2 separate regions of the Mus musculus genome follow, and region 1 is linked to region 2. The links are chromatin contacts, found by Hi-C or POLR2A ChIA-PET in ENCODE. All regions are on one chromosome and are shown on one strand. The core of a region is the stretch at or near the end of the contact, and the rest is flanking DNA. Distances in the headings are between cores, read along the strand shown. Region 1 holds the start of Ilrun (inflammation and lipid regulator with UBA-like and NBR1-like domains). Region 2 holds the start of Rps10 (ribosomal protein S10).

Region 1 (5,345 bases), core at 230-2,729, 190 kb before region 2:
GACTAAGGAGAAGAGAGTGTCTGAAGCACTGCCAACGGTAGGAATACACAAACTGTCACACTGATAACCCTGAGCTCTGGTCCTCATGATCTCACAGCTGCTGTTCATGAGATAGACACAATTCAAACACATCCGTAAACATATTTTGTCAATCTTTAATCAGGTTGAACTGTTGAGCAAACTATCAGCAATAACTGCATTTGCTCAAGGTTCTGCTCTGAAATTTGGATATGATAACAATCACCAGGCGATTTTGAGCCTCCTCCCAGGCCCACTGACTTCAGTTGAGTCTCTTTTCAGAAGTAGTTGTGACAGTAGTTATCCCAGCAAGTAGGGGTAGGAGGATGAGATCAAAGGCAACTCCAGGAAGAAAGCCCGCCTCTGCCTCTTGAGTGCTGGGGTGGTTTATTTTTTAAAGGCAGGGTCTAGAGTATCTCTGGCTGGCATCAAACACACAGAAATTTGCCTGCCTCCCCAGTGCCGCCACCCTTGGCTGTCAGCCAGGCCTTATATGCAAGAGCGAAGTATCTCTGCTCTCAGGAACCCAGGTCTTCATACCTTCGGGGAAACAGCTTAAGCCAAGTCCCCAGTTGCCCAGTTTCTTACCCACCCCCATCCCTGTACCTAGTCATATCTAACAGGTGACACTGAGAAAATACTTGGTGACAGAACGGGCAGATGAGTCTCTCCACAGCTGAGCTTCTTAATCCTTCAGCTTCAAATGGAGCCTCACATTAGTAGATACACTGGATACTGTCTACAGTCATTTTTTTGGTCGTGGATTTTAGAGACAGAACAAGATTTGCTAAATTCTAGGGTATTGACCTTTCTTTGCAGAGGATCGGTTCCTCTGACCTGTAACTGGTGCTTGCATTAGGCTGCCTTTATTTTCTGGAAACGTAATGCTAAGGTTGCATAGTAACATAGGCAGTCATGAGAAACTCAGGTCAGAATCCAGAGACTAAGCGTGCACCGCCGCGACCTTGGGAAAATGTCTGTTTGAATACTAAGTCCCCTGAGAGCGGAGCAGCAAGAGTCCGCTCTGTGCTGCCCTTTGCCCTTTGCCCCAGTCCCAGCCTCTGTTCCTGTGGCGACTTCGGGTTCCCAGCCTGAGCATGGGTGGGGTCGCTCGTCTCCGAAGCACCTCTCAGACTCGTGACTCCTCCCACGCAGTGTGGGGACTCAGGCGAGGACAGAGACCCGCCCAGTATCCGCTCTTTCCGGCTTCCCGTTTCCTGCCCCCTCCGCTCTGTCGCGGTGAGGTCACGCGAGAGACGTCACCGAGTTATGACGTCACTGAAGGCGGGCTTTCGGGAGAGGAAGGGGCGGGGTCCGAGCGGCCCCGCGCGTGCGCGTTGGGCGCGGCCCGGGAGGAGGCGGAGGCGGCGGTGCTGCGAACCGCGGCGGCAGCAGCGGCGGCGGCGGAGGCGGGCGCTGGGGGGGGTGGGAGGGGGGGGAGCGCGAGCCCCAGAGCCAGCGAGAGAGGAGCGAGCGGTGCGGTGCGGCGCGGCTCGGCGCGGCGCGCGCAGCCCATGAGGCGGTGAGAGGCCTGGGGCCTGTCTCGGAGCAGTGCGCGCGGCGCCGGCCAGCAGCGGGCCGCCCTTCGTGGGCTCGGGCCCGGGCGCGGCGGCCGCCCGTGGAGAAGCAGGTCGGGGCGGTGGAAGCTGTGCGTCCGGGCCCCCCGCCATGGAGGGCATGGACGTGGACTTGGATCCGGAGCTCATGCAGAAGTTCAGCTGCCTGGGCACCACAGACAAGGACGTGCTCATCTCCGAGTTCCAGCGGCTACTCGGCTTCCAGCTCAACCCGGCCGGCTGCGCCTTCTTCCTGGACATGACCAACTGGTGAGTCCGCCCCACGCGGAGCCAATCCTGCTGGCAGCGGCCTCGCGGCCCCGAGGGCAAAAACACCGGAGCCCGCTCGTGGAGTACTCCCGGGCAGGGCAGGGCCCAGGCCGGGAGGTGGCAGGGAGTCAGAGCCCGAAGAACATGGGAAGAGGGGAGAAGTGGTGAGGTGGAAGCCAGGGGAGTCGATCTGGGGCGAAAAGCGTGTGTTCTGGGAGTAGAAAGCACAGGAAACGAGAGTTGCGAAGTGTTTTCCTTTTAAATAGGTGCGAAGTGTAGGAGCTGAGGATGACAGAACGGTGTGGAAACTCGAGGGAGTGTGTTAGGTGCTGAGGTCGAACTCTGGGCGCGGGAGAGGTCTCGGAGCTGAGAATAGATCTTGTGTCTCTTTGAGGAGATAAGGGCGAAAACGACTTTTGCGGCGGAGGGAACACAAATTATAATCAACTGAGTATGGTGAGAAAGGAAGAGTTGTGCCAGGGAGAAGTGACATCTAATGGAGGCGCCGGAGCGCCAGGCCTGCGACGAGGACTGGGAAAAGTCTTCAGAAAGTGGAGGGAAGCTGATCTTGGAGGCAGGAACTTTGTGAAGACACTGGCGTGCTGGGCAGAGGCTTGGCCTTGGGAACTTTGACGAGCTTACTGATTGGATGGGCTTAGTTGACAGAAAACTGAGAAATGTATAGGTTGGGGGCCAGGGGTTCTGGCTTGTAGTTGGGTTGTACAGGCTGAAGTGGAGCTGTCTCCAGGCACCGACGTGTGTCTTGGTTCTTAGAGCAGCACTTGCTGTTTTTGATAAGCAAGAATACTTTCTCTTGGTCTCCAAGTAGGGATTGTTAAGTTCACTCGGGAATTTAACCATTAGACTGGAGACCATTAGACGGCCTTTGAAAGGCTCTCAGGTGAAGCAACTAATCGGGATTTGAGCAAAAAGCAAGGGGGTGCATGCCCTTTGCCCCGTGTTGAGCGTTCAGTGCCCTGACGTGTGGAATCTTGTTTCTCTTGGCATCCCTTGAACAAACTCCCATTATTTCCATGTCCACCCAGTGCCTCGAGCAATGTCTGAAAAGAGGTTGTAAGCTTAGATTTTTATCCTACTCCTGCCTAGTGCTCCCCCACCCCACTCCAAAGATGCTTATCTGTGATGAGAACCAGAGGTGAAGTGTTTTCACTATTGGTCTTAAAAAAAAAATGACAAGAATGGGGCTGATATTTTAGTGTCTGGTAAACTGGGAGGCATTGAGGCACAGCCTTTTAGAGTTAAACAAGTACTTGTGAGTTCTGTTTGTGTCTTCGTTTATTTTTATTATTTCCTAATTGTGAGTATGTGCATGTGTACAGGTTCTTTTGGAGGCCTGAGGCATCGGGTACATGTGGGCTGTGGGGTGCTAGTACTGGGTGCTAGAGATGGAACTCAGACATGCTGTTGAGTGTCTCTCCAGCTCCTGGGCTTGTATATTGGGTCCAGGTGATCTGATGCAGGGAATGGAGCTACTTTTCTGAGCACCAACTAGATGGGTTTCATTTGGGCACACCTTTAGTCCTTGCAGTCTGGAGACTGAAGCTGGCACATCTAAGTGAGTTGAGGCCAGGCTGGTCTACATAGCAAGTTCCAGGCCAGCCAGGGTATATTGAGAGCCTGTTTAAAAAAAAAAAAAAGAAAAAGAAAAATCCTGAGCACAGCCTATGACTGGTAGGTTGTGGATGGATGCAGGAGTGGGCATTGCTCTAGTCTAGTTCCTAGGAGCCTCTAGCTTGTGTAGAGCGTTGCTGCTGTCTGTCTCCCACATCCCAGCTTCTTTTTCCCCTCTTATTTACACTAGGTAGCTTGGTGGTTTGGTAGGGAAAGAACACTATTTCTCCCTAGTTCCTCCTGATGTGACTATTTAAATACTGAAGAGACTCGGGACCATTGATCCTTAGTCTTGTGAGTGCTGGGATTACAGGTGTGAGCCATCAGGCCCAGCTAAGTTTTTAGTACTGCCAGTGTTGCCTGGTTCAGCTCTTCTGACTATAAACCCACCAGAATTAGCTTTGTATGCTTGAGGGGTGTGTGTTTTCTGAGACGGTTTCAGAGTTTGTGACAGGTGAGTAACAGGCAAGGCATGTGGCTGAGAAAAGTAACAAGAACATGGCTCCCCCAGCCAGATGTGGTTGTGCAAGCCCCAGCACTCTGGAGGCAGAGGCAGAGGCAGGCGGATCTCTGTGGGTTCCAGGCCAGCCTGGTCTACACATAGAAACCCTGTGTGGGAAAACAGAACGCTAAGAGAACCTGTGTACCAACAGTTGACCTCCATAGACCTGTATGCTGTACTCAAACAAAGTGATAATAAATAAAGACTGAGTGAGTTTGTTGTTTTTTATGAGACGGAATCTCTAATAAATAACTTTGGGTGGCCTTGAACTCACAAGAGATCCACCTGCCTCTTGCCCTCTGGGTGGTGGGATTAAAGGTGCCACTACCACCCCACTCATATTTTTTAATTAAAAAAATATAAGTTCGCAGAACCCCACAAAAACCCCATGGACCAACTGAGTACTTAAGATCTGTACCCTGAACCCTGGTTGATGTGCATGCCTTTAATCACAGACCATGGGAGGCAGAGACAGGTGGATCTCCTGAGTTCAAGGCCAGCAGGGTCCACACAGAAACCCTATCTCTAGAACCCAATCAATCAAAGACTTCATTGGATAAATGCTATACAACATTCTTTAACATTTAGCTCTGAACAGATGGGAAGTGAAAAACTGTGTGTCATACAAGTCTTCACAGTGACAAAGGCTTGGAGATTTGAGATGTAGACAAAAGGCAGAAACAAGTGGGGCTTAAACATTAAGCAACAAAACAATAAAGTTGCAACATGGTTAAAAAAAATCATCAGTTTAAAATGAAGATCCTGAGTTTTCTAAAATGAAACCCCAAAGTATTTTTGTTGTCTGTATCAGAAAATTGACATTTTGATTTCAAAAAACAAAGGGTCTTCTATGTTATCTACCTCCTCTTTCTTTTGTTGGGACTGGGTCATACATAGTCTAGGCTGGCCTGGAGCACCTGATCGCCTGCTTCCATATCCAGGTGCTGGACTCAGGGGCCTGGCCTTCCTCTACCTTCCCAAGGAATTCTGGTTTACCGTTTGAGGCTGGATCTCACTCTGTAGCCCTGGCTGGCCTGGAACTCAGAGATCCTCCTACCCACCCCACCCCAGTGCTGGAGTCAAAAACGTGTAGGATCATTTTTAAAGACTCCCTTGCTCCCTCCCTCCCTCTTTCTTTCTTTTTTTTTTAAAGATTTATTTATTATTATATGTAATTACACTGCAGCTGTCTTCAGACACTCCAGAAGAAGGCGTCAGATCTCATTATGGATGGTTGTGAGCCACCATGTGGTTGCTGGGATTTGAACTGAGGACCTCTGGAAGAGCAGCCAGTGCTCTTAACCACTGAGCCATCTCTCCAGCCCCACCCCCTTCTTTCTTTTTTATAGAGCCTTTTTCTAGTACTT
Region 2 (4,721 bases), core at 1,745-4,244:
CATTTGACCCTTTGCCCCCCACGCTGAAGGGAAAGAACCAGCTCTCTCTCTTTTTAAGATTTATTTTCTTTCTTTCTTTCTTTCTTTCTTTCTTTCTTTCTTTCTTTCTTTCTTTCTTTCTTTCTTCTTCTTAATGAGACAGGGTTTCCCTGGCTGTCCTGAACTCAGAAATCCTCCTGCCTCTGCCTCCCAAGTGCTGGGACTAAAGACTTGTACCACCACCACCCGGCTAAAATAATAATAATAATAATAATAATAATAATAATAATAATAAAAGACGAGCCTTCAGGCTCTGAAGTAAAGAGCCAGCTCCAGAGCTCCTGACTGCACCCAGAGCTAGAGCCGTTAGCATAGGGACTGAGGGGAGACTCTGGTATTTCTCTAAACCTCAGGGGCAGCTTTGTTGTGTTTTGACTTGGGTCCACTAGAGGATTCTGTTACAGTTTGTCTTACAAAGGCAGTCTCTTTAAAACATACCTCACCACGTCTGCTGTTGTTTGAAATCCTCCAGAGGACCCCTGGGAGAGCAGTCAGTGCTCTTAACCACCCCGGCACCCCCCCACCTCCTGTAGCTGAGGATAAGCTTGTACTTGCCGGCCTCCTGCCTCCACCTCTCAAGAGCTGCGGTGACCGGGTCTTAGCCACAGCACACCAGGTTTATACTTTATACAACACTCAGGGCTTCCTGAGGGCTAAGCTGGGATGGTGCCAGCTGAGCCACAGACTCTCACCGCTCCGGCCGAGGTCACATTGTCCTGGCTGTTGTCACCCTGGCTCTCTACCACACAGAGCCTTCTCTGCCTCCTCCCTCTTCTGAGTCTTCTATGTAGGCTTTGGCTTCCCCACTCCCACTCCGCTATTCGCTCCTACCAGGCTCCAGTCATTTTCTTTGTATGTTCTTGGCATATTATGGGTTTAAATATTGCTTGGGGCTGGTGAGATGGCTCAATGGGTAAGAGTACCTGACTGCTCTTCCAAAGTTCTGGAGTTCAAATCCCAGCAACCACATGTTGGCTCACAACCATCTGTAATGAGATCTGACACCCTCTTCTGGTGTGTCTGAAGACAGCTACAGTGTACTTACATATAATAAATAAATCTTTAAAAAATATATATTGCTTGATGCATGCATTGCTCCTATCCACTTCAGCCCAAACGGCTTTTAGGCCCAGTGTTGGGGCCTGGGTGTCTGGCAGTTGCAAGGTAGCCAGGGAATCCCAAGATATTTATCCTACATCACCAGAAATTTGGGAGCTCTTGGCACAAAACCAATACAACTGAGATGAAGCCAAGCGTGGGGGTTGGGGAGCACAGTTGTCGGGAAAGATTCAGATGGAGCCGGCAAAGGTCACAAAGGAGAGCAGAGTCCTCAGGAACAAAAGGCTTTTATGGATTTCCTGGGATGAGCTAACTGGAGGGCCCATTAGTTAACAGCAGCGTGGGAGGCAGAAGCAGAGGGTAGCTAGGAGTTCCAGCCCAGCCTCATCTCCAGCCGGCCAGTCAGAGACTCCGCCTGGAACTATCTTGTTTTAGATGCTTACAGCCGCACCTGGTTTCTCAGCACTTGAGGCTGTGGCTGGGAGATCTCAAGATTGACCGCAGCCCAGGCTACAGAGCAGGACCAGACTGTGGCAGCCCATCTCAGTCCCCCATCAGACAACTGTAGACCTGCGGTGGGTGGAAAGACAGAAGTTAAAGCAGCATGGGGGCGGGGGAGGGGAGAAAAATTCCTCCCCTTGGCTTTCGTGTTGATTGACAGACAGTAAATGTCAACACAATACAAATTGTCTGTAAGGAGTATTTTCAGGAGCTGTCCTCCCAACCAGAGGTGAGGCAGTCCTTCACCTCCTCCGGTGCTGCCACCACGCATGGTCAGTTAATTTGATGCTGGCTTCGTGCTTGTGGCCGGGGTGTTGAGAAGACAGCTCATCAACCAGGCATGGTGGTGCACGCCTGCAATGCCAGCATTTGTGAGGCAGAGGCAAGAACAAAACCTTGTCTGCAATAAGCGAACACACACAATAAAGAAACCGTTTAGTCAGACAGGTAAAGGAGAACTAGAAATTAAAATCAACAAGGTGGGGTGCATTTCTTTGGGCATGGCTGGTTTTGTTTTGAGACTGTGCCTCTAGCTGGCCTGGAACTCGCTGTTTACACCAGGCTGGGCTTGAACTCAGGGAGATCTGCTTGCCTCTGCATCCGTACTGCACATCATGCCTTGCCTTTTAAATTAATTACTATTATTTATTATTATTATTATTATTATTATTTTTTTTTTTTTTTAGGGAGGGTCTTACTTGGATGTGTCTCGCCTGGACGCTACCCTGCCTGATGACTAACATTTCTTTTTTTGTTTGTTTGTTTTTCGAGGCAGGGTTTCTCTGTGTAGCCCTGGCTGTCCTGGAACTCACTTTGGGGACCAGGCTGGCCTCTGAAATCCGCCTGCCTCTGCCTCCCGAGTGCTGGGATCAAAGGCGTGCGCCACCACGCCCAGCATGACTAACATTTCTTATTTGAGAGGCTTTACGAAGCGTAAGTAAAATTTACTCCAGTATAAGCAGGGTTAATGGGGATGTCAGTTTCTTCCTGCGAATGAGTCTGGAATGTGTAAAAAGTGTACCAGCCATGTATGCTTTTTTTTTTTTTTTTTTTTTTTTTTTTTGTCCTTCCGGGACAAGGTCTCAGGTAGCTCAGGCTGGCCTAATCTATCCCTGAACTCTTAGCCCTCCGCCTCCATCCCCACCGGGCAATGCGGACCGGCCTCTCTGCACCAAGCGCCTGCACCCCAGCTCCGGACACAACTCACGGGCTAGCAATCTCCAGGTGGGGGCGGGGTGGAGGAGGGGGCGGGAAGCGTAGCGGGATGGCTCGCACATGCGTCCTAGCACCGTCCCCACTCCTCAGGCACTGCCGAGGGCACCCCAGGCAGCGCGCGGGTCCTGCAGGGAGGCGGAGCCGCGCAGCCCGGAAGAGACGCTGCGCCGCGCACGCCCCTTCCTTTCCAGCCTCCGCCTCGGACCCTGCAGCCGCCGCGGTGAGTTCCTCCGGCGTCCGGGCTCCATCTGTCGCCATCCGGGCCGCAGCGCTGCCGTTGAGGGCCCGCGTCCTCCGGGGGAGGCGAAGGCCGTACTCGCCCTTCCAGCCGCTCGCCGCGCCGTGCCCAGAGGGCTTTTGTGGGGGGACGCAGCTCTGCGACTCAGAGTCGACTGAAGAAGACCGGCGTCCCGATGGCGGCGGGTGGAGGAGAGGAGTTTGAAGGCCACGTGTGGCGGGAAGCGCCCGGGCCAGGGGTTCGGCTCCCGCCTGCGTGCGTCCCTTTCGCGGCAGACCCCCTCTCTCCTCCCTGCTACCCTCCGGTCTCTGCGTTACCTTTGGGGAGGACTTTTCAGGGGAGCACCGAGCCCGTTACTTTAGTGCTCCCTCTGCGCAGGAAGTGGAGCCCTTTCTCTGGCCCCTCCTTGTATTCTTTAAGGAGTCCCCCGATTTTGCTCTAGGTACGACCTCTGGTTCTGATGGCCCCCAAGTATGGTTGACAAGGTTCTGTGTCTACCTCCCACCCCCAGTCACTTGGCTGTGAGAGCCGTGACAGCAGATACATGGGTGCCTTTTGTGACCCTATTGCATTAACTTCCTGGTAGCTTTCCTCCAAACTGTGGAGGTGGAGGGACCTGGTCCCTATGGTGCCTGTCTGGCGTTTTCACCCTGTGACAGTGGTGATTTGGATTCTGGCCATGATGCTAAACCGTCACGTCTTTTTTGCAGATGTTGATGCCTAAGAAGAATCGGATTGCCATCTACGAACTCCTTTTTAAGGAGGGCGTGATGGTCGCCAAAAAGGATGTCCACATGCCTAAGCACCCGGAGCTGGCAGACAAAAATGTGCCCAACCTTCATGTAATGAAGGCCATGCAGGTGTGGAGAGGGACACAGGTGGGAATAGGTCTGCCCTTCCCGAGGAGCCAGCTGCTGACTGACATGTGTCTATGTCCTGCAGTCTCTCAAGTCTCGAGGCTACGTGAAGGAACAGTTTGCTTGGAGACATTTCTACTGGTACCTTACGAACGAGGGCATCCAGTATCTCCGAGACTACCTGCACCTACCCCCGGAGATCGTGCCCGCCACCCTGCGTCGCAGCCGTCCCGAGACCGGCAGGCCTCGGCCCAAAGGTACTGATTCTGATTGCCCCAAGGGCCGCCTCAGAAACCGTTTTTTGGGGGTGTATTGGTTGCACAATTGCTTTTGAGATAGGGTCTCATGAAACCCAGAGGGGCCTTGAGGTCCTTATATAGCTGGGAACTTTAAACAATCTCTGATCCCATCTCAGCCTGAGGGTTGGAGGTCACAGGTGTGTTCTACCTCTCACAGCTTAGACTTTTTTTTTTCTGGTTTTTCAAGACAGGGTTTCTCTGTGTAGCCCTGGCTGTCCTGGAACGCACTCTGTAGATCAGGCTGGCTTCGAACTCAGAAATCCTCCTGCCTCTGCCTCCCTAGTGCTGGGATTAACGGCGTGTGCCACCACGCCCGGCTGCTTAGGCATGTTCTTAGAGCACAGTGGTGTCAGGGCAAGATCTCAGGTGATATCCCAGAATTCTGTGAGATGGCCTTGAATTTGAACAGTTTTCATGGCTACAGCCTCCCCCAATGCCTGAGTGTGACCCGGTGGTGTGGCAGAGCACTGTCAAGCAGAGTGGTTTTGTGTATTTACTTGGCCAGGGGAACAG

What was found. Hi-C counts contacts between places; a loop is a spot of excess contacts on that map. ChIA-PET counts read pairs that join two places held with the same protein, here RNA polymerase II (POLR2A).
Region 1: a loop to region 2 is called in a map of left cerebral cortex, with 3 times the contacts of the local background. The contact joins the promoter of Ilrun here to the promoter of Rps10 in region 2. A Hi-C loop is called at or near these places in 1 of 37 maps with a recorded cell type or tissue (left cerebral cortex). POLR2A ChIA-PET finds 5 or more read pairs at or near these places in 1 of 5 experiments (Patski).

Annotation. Positions count from the first base shown.
Region 1 is chr17:27,816,676-27,822,020 of GRCm38, reverse strand. Ilrun (inflammation and lipid regulator with UBA-like and NBR1-like domains) reads left to right here and starts at 1,479. Exons shown (of 5, transcript NM_001033279.3): 1 at 1,479-1,844. The coding sequence starts at 1,687.
Region 2 is chr17:27,633,517-27,638,237 of GRCm38, reverse strand. Rps10 (ribosomal protein S10) reads left to right here and starts at 2,994. Exons shown (of 6, transcript NM_025963.4): 1 at 2,994-3,034; 2 at 3,763-3,912; 3 at 3,995-4,166. The coding sequence starts at 3,763. It overlaps Gm15420 (predicted gene 15420), which reads right to left and starts at 2,994. Exons shown (of 2, transcript NR_167724.1): 1 at 2,807-2,994; 2 at 1,370-1,668.